Linked DNA regions of Homo sapiens: all the other regions are linked to region 2. The links are chromatin contacts, found by Hi-C or POLR2A ChIA-PET in ENCODE. All regions are on one chromosome and are shown on one strand. Each heading gives the region's core, a stretch centred on a gene start or an enhancer-like site at or near the end of the contact. The rest is flanking DNA. Distances are from core to core; before and after follow the strand shown.

What was found. A loop is a pair of places that touch in the nucleus more often than their neighbours do. ChIA-PET counts read pairs that join two places held with the same protein, here RNA polymerase II (POLR2A). Pooled maps may share reads with other maps.
Region 1: a pooled map shows a loop between it and region 2 (3-fold over the local background). The contact joins the promoter of MPI here to the promoter of SEMA7A in region 2. A Hi-C loop is called at or near these places in 3 of 50 pooled maps. POLR2A ChIA-PET finds 5 or more read pairs at or near these places in 3 of 52 experiments (H1, OCI-LY7 and activated T-cell).
Region 3: a pooled map shows a loop between it and region 2 (2.6-fold over the local background). The contact joins the promoter of CYP1A1 here to the promoter of SEMA7A in region 2. A Hi-C loop is called at or near these places in 1 of 50 pooled maps.

What each region holds. Positions count from the first base shown.
Region 1 is chr15:74,888,476-74,891,291 of GRCh38, reverse strand. MPI (mannose phosphate isomerase) reads right to left here and starts at 1,250. Exons shown (of 8, transcript NM_002435.3): 1 at 1,203-1,250; 2 at 638-765. The coding sequence starts at 1,218. RefSeq lists enhancers at 924-1,003, 801-1,334, 1,124-1,423, 1,584-1,633.
Region 2 is chr15:74,432,635-74,435,334 of GRCh38, reverse strand. SEMA7A (semaphorin 7A (JohnMiltonHagen blood group)) reads left to right here and starts at 1,377. Exons shown (of 14, transcript NM_003612.5): 1 at 1,377-1,594. The coding sequence starts at 1,417. RefSeq lists silencers at 1,235-1,744, 1,795-1,944, 2,095-2,214.
Region 3 is chr15:74,724,086-74,726,813 of GRCh38, reverse strand. CYP1A1 (cytochrome P450 family 1 subfamily A member 1) reads left to right here and starts at 1,286. Exons shown (of 7, transcript NM_001319217.2): 1 at 1,286-1,373. RefSeq lists enhancers at 220-243, 292-306, 381-403, 1-741, 774-797, silencers at 290-449, 449-558, 630-709, 554-729, 449-729, a cis regulatory region at 1-823 and a promoter at 1-1,578.

The DNA of each region.
Region 1 (2,816 bases), core at 1-2,500, 460 kb before region 2:
CACAGGGCAACTGAGTCCTGGGAAAGGCCTCCCAGGTCTGGATACAAATGTTCATGCCATCATGGACATACAGGGAGGCAGTAGACCCAGGCCCTTGTCCAGACTCGGCCTCTAGCCATCTATGAAGACTTGGACTAGTTATTTCCCTTCTTTAGATGTATCTTCTTTGTCTGTCCAAAGAGGAGAATGACATCTGCACTGTCAAGGTAGCAGAAAAACTATGACTCTTAAATGATTCTTTCAGGGGTTAACATACATCTTCCAGTTTCAGAAGCAGAGGCGAAAGCCTTCCTATGCTTTGGCTTTTTCTCCACTAAATAGGCAGGAGAAATATTTTAGGTTAATAAAAATGCAAAAAAATAGTCAAAGTAAAAAAACTTAATTGTCAAAGAGGGCTGAATTAAAATTCACTAAGTGCTAAGAGTGGTTGGGGGAAGGAGAGTGCTGGAAATCCCAGCCTATTATGACAAAACCTCTCTTCTTTTTGATAACACTATCTAGTCCATTAGCCTGAAGAGCCAAGTGGGTCTCCTCCCTCCTTGCTGCCTCACCCTTCCCAGCTGATTCTTATGACTTGCCTCAGGCCCTTTCTCCTGACCTGCGGGTAAAGTGGGCTGAAATACAGCCCGGGGCTCACCTCTGCATAAGGCTTGTCCTCTGCGATCTGGGCCAGTGGATCACTGCTGGCCAACAGCCGCGCCACTTCGCTGTTGGAACCCATCTTCCCCCAGGCATACTGCTGCACCGCACAGGAAAGTGGGAATACTAGGGGCACAGACAGGGTCAGCTGCCACTCCACTCCTCAGGCCCCACCCTAGTGTCCCGGGAAACCAGGCAAGAGCTGGGGGTGCTCACTGGGGACAGAGTCAAATAAGGGTTTTGTAGGCTGTTGGATGAGACCCCCCTCCGCTGCAGGCCTCGATGTTCCCAACTGTCAGATGGGCAGCAGTAAGGACCTTGTGCTGATCTGAGGCAGGGTGGCGGGGAGGGAGCAGAAGGTACCTATCCCACGGCACGACGTCTAGAAGGGCCCCCTCCCCTCGGAGGTCAATCCCCATCGCAGGTGGCCACACCTCTGCCCGGCACCCACCCATCTTTCCGCGGAATGCCAGGAGCGGACTCAACCTGGCCGATAATGCCGGGAGTCGTCCCCAGGACGCGCTCCACGAACACACTCGCCGACACCCCAGCCAATGGCTCACCTCGCGGAGCGGCCATGCTCGCCCCCTGCACCAGGATTAAGCACGTATGCCTTTCCCGGCAGCCCCCGCGGCCCTCTGCGCCCAGAGCTTCACGGGAAATGTAGTTCCCTGAGCGTTCCGCCAGGCCCCGGGGCACCCGTGCCCAGAGGCTTACGGCCGCGATCTTCGGTCTCACTATTCATTCATTCTTTCCATCGCCGGGCACAGATGTACTGAAAACCTGCTAAGTACCACGGACTGTTCTAAGGGCTGGAGGATACATCAGAGAGCAAGATAGCCTTCCCTCTGCCTTTGTAGAGCGCTTACATTCTGGTGAAGGCAAGACAGACAAGTATTGTAAGCAAATCATGTAGTATGTTGAAAGGTCAAGGCCACAAAAAGTAAGGGGGCAGGTGGCAGTGGGAGGCAGTTTGCAGAATATAAAAGGCTGTCTGGGCAAGCCTCTTGAGGAGGTGAGGTTTGAGTCCAGACTTGGCGGTGAGGAAGGCAGGAGTGTTCTGCGGGGAGGAAACAGCCACAGCGGAAGCCAGAGCAAGGCGGGAATGTGGGACTGTGCCGGGCGTGTTGGGGAGGGAACTGCTAGCAAGGAGGCCACTGTGGCTGGAGCAGAGTGAGTAAGACAGGGGCAGTGAGGAGGTCAGAGAAGAGAGGAGGGGGGCAGAGCTTTGCAGGCTATTGCTATTGTGAAGACTTTGGGTTTTACTTCGAGTCTCAGCAATTACAGATTTGAGCAAAGAATTGCTGTGATGTGAGTAGGGACATACTAGTGATGATGATGGTAAATGTCACATGCAAGGCCCTTCACTGCTCTGAGCTTTGTAGAATGGGGTGAATAATGCCAGCCTGACATGCTTGTTGGAGGGTCAGATGGGATGACGTGAGACACCTATAAGGCAGTCAGCTCCCTGTGCTCCTCTGATCCTTCCCGTCCCAGGTGCTGTAGAAAGTCAGAACCCCAACTTCTACTCCAGGCTGAGCTGCTTACAAGTTGCACACACAGAAGTCAGGGGAATTACGAAGAGCTGTGCATAGGGAAGGATGGCCTTGGGCCTTGGCTCTGCAGTAATCTTGGCTATATCCTGTGGTGAAAGGCTTTGACATCCAGACCTTCTCAGTCAACAGCCTCCTAGGAGGAGGACAGTCAGTGGCTCAGGCCTGTAATCCTAGCACCTTAGGAGGCAGAGGCAGAAGGATTGCTTGAGGCTAGGAGCACAACAGTCAAAGCTCCGGGGAACCTGGAATGAGGAGTTACAGTCCTGACTCTACCCTCATCACCCCTGCAATACCCTCATTCCCACAGCCTCTACCATATGTGCCCAGGGGAAAGAGCGGGTGCCGTTTTCCCTGTAATCCTCTGCCCAGGTGTGGGTATCTATCTCACCTCCCCTGGGGTCCTCTGGCTCAAATAAATCAGCTTGCATTTTAAAGGAAGCTTTACCATGCACTAAGGAATAATAAAATGGATAATACAAGACTCATGACAGCCCCCCGCCTGGCCAGCCGCCCCGTCCGGGAGGGAGGTGGGGGGGTCAGCCCCCAGCCCGGCCAGCCGCCCCGTCCGGGAGGTGAGGGGCGCCTCTGCCCGGCCGCCCCTACTGGGAAGTGAGGAGCCCC
Region 2 (2,700 bases), core at 128-2,627:
GGCCAGGAACCTCACTCTGCACTGTCTCTGGAGGTACCTTGAGTTTACCTTCCTGGCCTGCTGGGGTGCCTCAGGACTCTGAGGGAAGAAGGAGGGGACAACTGGAAGCAAAATGTAGAATGGTAAAGCCAAACTTCTTGGTAGCAAAACTTTCCTGGTTCCAGGAGGTAAAAACAACAACCAAATGGTCCTGGCCCCATGGAGCAGGGCAGAGGGCAGAGGGCAGCCAGCCCACCGCCTTTGCTGGTGTCTGCAGTGCGTGAATCGTGTCTAGGTCTGTGAGTTCTGAAGGTTGGATGTTCACCTCTACTCCTTCCTCGGCCTGTCTCCTCTCAGTGCAGCTAGACATCCAGTAAACACTAGATAAGTACTTACTGAGCTGGGTGGATTTTCCATTCATGGTTCCCTGGGGCACAAGTGGAAGTGGTAGGTCTGGGCCCTGTCTGGTCTAGAGAGAGGAGACCCTTTTACAAAGGGCAGGCACGTAGTTCTGAGAGGAGGAGCTGATGGCAGAGCTGGCTGGACTGCTCAGGTAACTGCAGAGGGTCTGGGCCTGGACCCCCCAAGGGAGTCCCCACTGAATGGTCAGGTTGCCTGAGATAGCTGAGCCCTAGGCACTTTGCGGGCAGAGATCCCCTTAAGCTGCTTTGACCCTCCCTCCCCCACAGTGAGTGGGGCACGGGGGATGCTCCCCTCTCTACTTGGGGAAGGGGCCTTCCTAATTATATCCCCCTCCACTCACATGGAAATGAGTTTGGATTTTCTGAGCGTACACCAGCTGGCTTGGGGGGAGGCAGCCCAGAAGGCTGCTGGCTGGGAAAGGGAGGAGAAAGGAGAGGGAGGGGAAGGAGCCAGGCCAAGATGAAAAATTTCCAGTGTTCTCCCAGGCAAAGCAACAGCGGGTCCCTGAGTGCTCCCCACATATCATCGTTGTGCCTGCTGGTAGGCTCAGCAGGGAGCCGTGTCCACTTAGGCGAACGCATCCTCCGAGGACCATAGTCCTCAGGGTGCGAACCACTTAGCTGGCCATAGCAAGGTTGTTGGGTGTTGGACTCCTCTGCGCCCTTGGAGAGAGGTCCTCCACGACTTCTACGCCAATCTTTTTACGGGGTGCGGGGAGTGGAACTGAGGCCCAGAGAGGGGATAGGGCCTGCCGCCCCTGGCAGAAGACCACAAGTCTGGCTTGTCCGCAGCTGGGCTTTCCCCGTAGAGTTGCCCGGGAGAGGGTGGCGAAGGTTCCCCCAGCAGTTCCGCTCTCGCTCAGGAAAGCCAGTGAGGCGAGAAAAGGCTGCGAGGGGCGGGGGGAGGGGCGGGGTGGGGTCAGCGCTGGCTCCGCCTCCTGGCGCTTGGGTCTGCCTGCGGCCGGGCGCTGGCTCAGTCTCGGCTGATTGCCGCTGTCGCTCCCGGGGCCACGGGATGACGCCTCCTCCGCCCGGACGTGCCGCCCCCAGCGCACCGCGCGCCCGCGTCCCTGGCCCGCCGGCTCGGTTGGGGCTTCCGCTGCGGCTGCGGCTGCTGCTGCTGCTCTGGGCGGCCGCCGCCTCCGCCCAGGGCCACCTAAGGAGCGGACCCCGCATCTTCGCCGTCTGGAAAGGTAGGCGGCGCCGCGCGGCCGGTCAGGCGCGGGATCAGACGCTGCGCGGGGCGGGTGCGGAGTGTGCTGCACCCGGAGGGAGTGCGTGCGCGCAGCTCTGCGGGTCCCGGGCTGTCCCCGCGCTGTCCCCGCGTGGAGCGTGTGGGTTTGGGTGAGTGTGTGTGAGTGTACACGCTGGCACACCAGAGCCGGCTGTAACGCTGCGGCGAGCGAGCGGCGGGGGCCGGAGCCCCGGCTAAGTCGCACCAAGTCCCTGGCAGCCAGGAGCCGCAACGCCCGGGCGCCAGGGGAGGGGGCGGGCCCCTCTCTCGGCCCCGAGCCACTCTGGGTCCTCTGGCTCGGGGGCTTCGGCGGAGGACCTTTCCCCGCCTGGGACCCCAACCCGGGTACCCTCCTTTTGAGCTGCGGGCTCTGCTGGCGCGCGGGGCGCAGGCTGGGCCGGCAAGGGGGGCGCGGACCCCTTGCCGCCGCCGCCGCGCTTCGGCAGCGGGAACAAAGACCCCGCCGCCTGCCCCCGCCCCCGCCCCGGCCCGGAGCTCGGGCCAGGCAAGGGGGTGGGCATCCTGCAGCGAGCGGCGGGACATGGTGCGGTGCGGCGGCTTGGGGTACCAGGGCGCTGCCTCAGCAATGCCGGGACCGGCCGCTCCCCCCTTGCCCGCACGTGGCAGTTGTCACCAGAAATCGGCTCCAGCGTTGGGGGGCAGTGCCCGTTGGGTGGGGCACGGCCGTTGGGACCCCCAGGCGGTGGATCTAGGGCGGGGGTGCAGCCTTTAGGCCAGGGTAGATAATAAGAACCTGGGGGACTGGAGTCTCCCCCAGGGCACCTCAGTTTAGACCCTGTACTATGGGACAGAAAGCCGGTTAGGCGGGGGTTTGAGGCTTTCTGCCGCGAGGAACTGATCTCCCCTCCCCTGCATTGCACACAAATGCCTCCCCGCCCCCAGTCCGATTCGGCTCTGTCCCCAAATTTGGCGTGTCTGCGGCCCCCCTGTCGTGATGGTGGGGGACTCGCAGTGGGGGCTGGGGGAACTGGTCGGGTCTGGCCCCACCGGGAGCCTTTTGATGCCTTTGGCAGTTTGCAGGGATTGCGGGAGTCTGAGCATTAT
Region 3 (2,728 bases), core at 37-2,536, 290 kb before region 2:
ACTGGGGCTTCGTGTCGTGCCACAGGCGTGGACCGAAAATGCGGACACATGCAGGCTGCCTCTCCTCGCAGGCAGAAGCCACACGCAGACCTAGACCCTTTGCACCGCATCCCCTTATTCAATCGCGCACCCGCCACCCTTCGACAGTTCCTCTCCCTCCACCCCAACCCCACGCCGCGCGCGAGGCTGGCCCTTTAAGAGCCCCGCCCCGACTCCCTCCCCCCTCGCGTGACTGCGAGCCCCCGCGCCGGGCCGGGGAATGGGTCGGCTGGGTGGCTGCGCGGGCCTCCGGTCCTTCTCACGCAACGCCTGGGCACCGCGCCTCCGGGCCAGGTGGGGCGGGGACGGGCCGCCTGACCTCTGCCCCCTAGAGGGATGTCGCCGGCGCACGCAAGCTAGCCGGGGGTAGGGTGGGGGCTCCGCGCCAGGTGCCCCCTCCGTGGTCCCTGGGCCCGAGTCTTTCCGTGGCCCCCCGCCGCCGGATTTCTGTGCTCTGCCAATCAAAGCACTAGCCACCCCGGGAGCCAAGAGGGACCCTCAAGGGCCGGTGGGTCCTGGCTGGAGGGACCGCGCGTTGCAATCAGCACTAAGGCGATCCTAGAGGCTGCGAGGAGCCGCTAGTGAGCGCTCAGCGAGCCTGCCCCTTCGCCATCCATTCCGATCCTTCAATCAAGAGGCGCGAACCTCAGCTAGTCGCCCGGGCTCTGGGGGACAGGTCCAGCCCCGCGGCGCCTCTGGCCTTCCGGCCCCCGTGACCTCAGGGCTGGGGTCGCAGCGCTTCTCACGCGAGCCGGGACTCAGTAACCCCGGGAAGGAGGTCACCACGGGGCAGCCCCGCCCCCGCCTGCCGAGTCCTGGTAGGCTGTAGCGCTGGGGAGGCATCTGCACGCCCAGCGTTCCAGTGGGTGCAAAAATGACGAAGAGGAGTCCCCGCGCCCCAGGATGGAGCTTCCCGTACCCTCTCTTCGGGCTGTCCTGGGACTTCTCCCTCAAGCCCCCTCCTCGGCTGGGTTCTGCACTGCCCTTGGGACGCCTTGGAATTGGGACTTCCAGGTGTTCCCAGCCCTCACCCCTCTATGTACAGGCACCGAGATGTGTCCCATAGTGGGTTCTTGCCCACCCGACCCCCCACCCCCGCCGCCCTCCGCCACCTTTCTCTCCAATCCCAGAGAGACCAGCCCGGTTCAGGCTGCTTCTCCCTCCATCTCAGCTCGCTCCAGGGAAGGAGGCGTGGCCACACGTACAAGCCCGCCTATAAAGGTGGCAGTGCCTTCACCCTCACCCTGAAGGTGACAGTTCCTTGGAACCTTCCCTGATCCTTGTGATCCCAGGCTCCAAGAGTCCACCCTTCCCAGCTCAGCTCAGTACCTCAGGTGAGTTGCTGGGGGACTTCTGGCTTGCCCTTTCTCTCCCAATAAAAGGAACATTTTGGTGCCTCCAGGACTTCTTAGGTAGCTACCTGTCTAGCACCTCCAAAAAGGGAGGCTCAGAGTGTTTTTAGTGACCAGGCAGTCTAGCCCCCTAGTGGGGAAACTGAGGCCAGGGGAAGAGGAGGACTTGCCCATGGTCCCACAGCTGGTACCAGACCTCTAGATACAGATGGCATCTCATTCAGGACTTCAGGACCCAGGCTCCAGCTCCATCCCCTAGTGAGTGTCTCCCTGCCTACCCTGGGGCTTCCCCATCAAGGCCACCTGGCAGGCTGGAATATGTGCAGCCCCTCCCTCAGGCTTTCTGATGACAGGGGCTTCTCCTTGGGTGGACAGGGTGGATGGAGGGGGTGGGCTGGGTTCTTACCAGCTGTACCCTGCCCTAGCCTAAGAAGCTACCCCTGGCAGATTTTACCCTCCTAAGGGTGGCTTGTCAGTGCTGAGATGTCCTAGACAGCTGGGACAATAGAGGCAGATCTGTGCAGGAGTCCCAGGCCTTTCCTATCTCATTGACCATCTTCTTTGTCCTTTGCTGGGAGACAATCAGGGTGACAGATTGCCAACTGCAGGGAGCTGGAAATACCAGTCCCTAAAAACTCACCAGTCACATCTCCCTTGGCCTCCTACCATCTTACAAAGGCTGCAGGTCCTTGGGATACCCACTGTGCAGAAGGGGACACCATAGCACACCAAAGCCTGGCACTGTCCCCTGTTGACTCAGGGATCTAGTGTGCTTTGATATTTAGCCCCTCCAGGAAGCCTCCCTCCACTATAATACTTGTGGTAGGAACCATCCATCTCCCTGTCTTGTGAGGTTCTCCTGTGGGGAGCCTAACTGGTAAGACTGTCAGGTTCCCCACAGCAGATCTGGGTTTTCTCTTCCCTCTGGATCCAGCTGGGTACTCTGAACTGAGAGATCTTGTCTTACCCTCTCTCAGATGTTGAAATTGGACCCCAGAAAAGTAAAATGTGCAGTCCAAGATCACTTTGACTAGAATGTTGGGTCTACTGACCTCTAGTCCAGGGTAACAGGCAGAGATGCCTGATATGTTGGAGAGAGTGGTTTATGAATTTAAACACCCTTTTTAGGTCAAGCTTACAGAGAAAGTATTGCCTCAGTTTCCTTTCAGTTTAGATCCATTCCTGATTTCCCTGATTCCAGTCTGGGGTTTTCTTACAGCCTAGTGGGAACCTTCCATTTATTCTCTGCTCTCTGGTAACCTGCAAAAGGGGGAGGTCCAAACTGTTCATTCATTGAGAATTGAGCCAAAAAAAAACCCTGGCCTGGATTTCTCTGA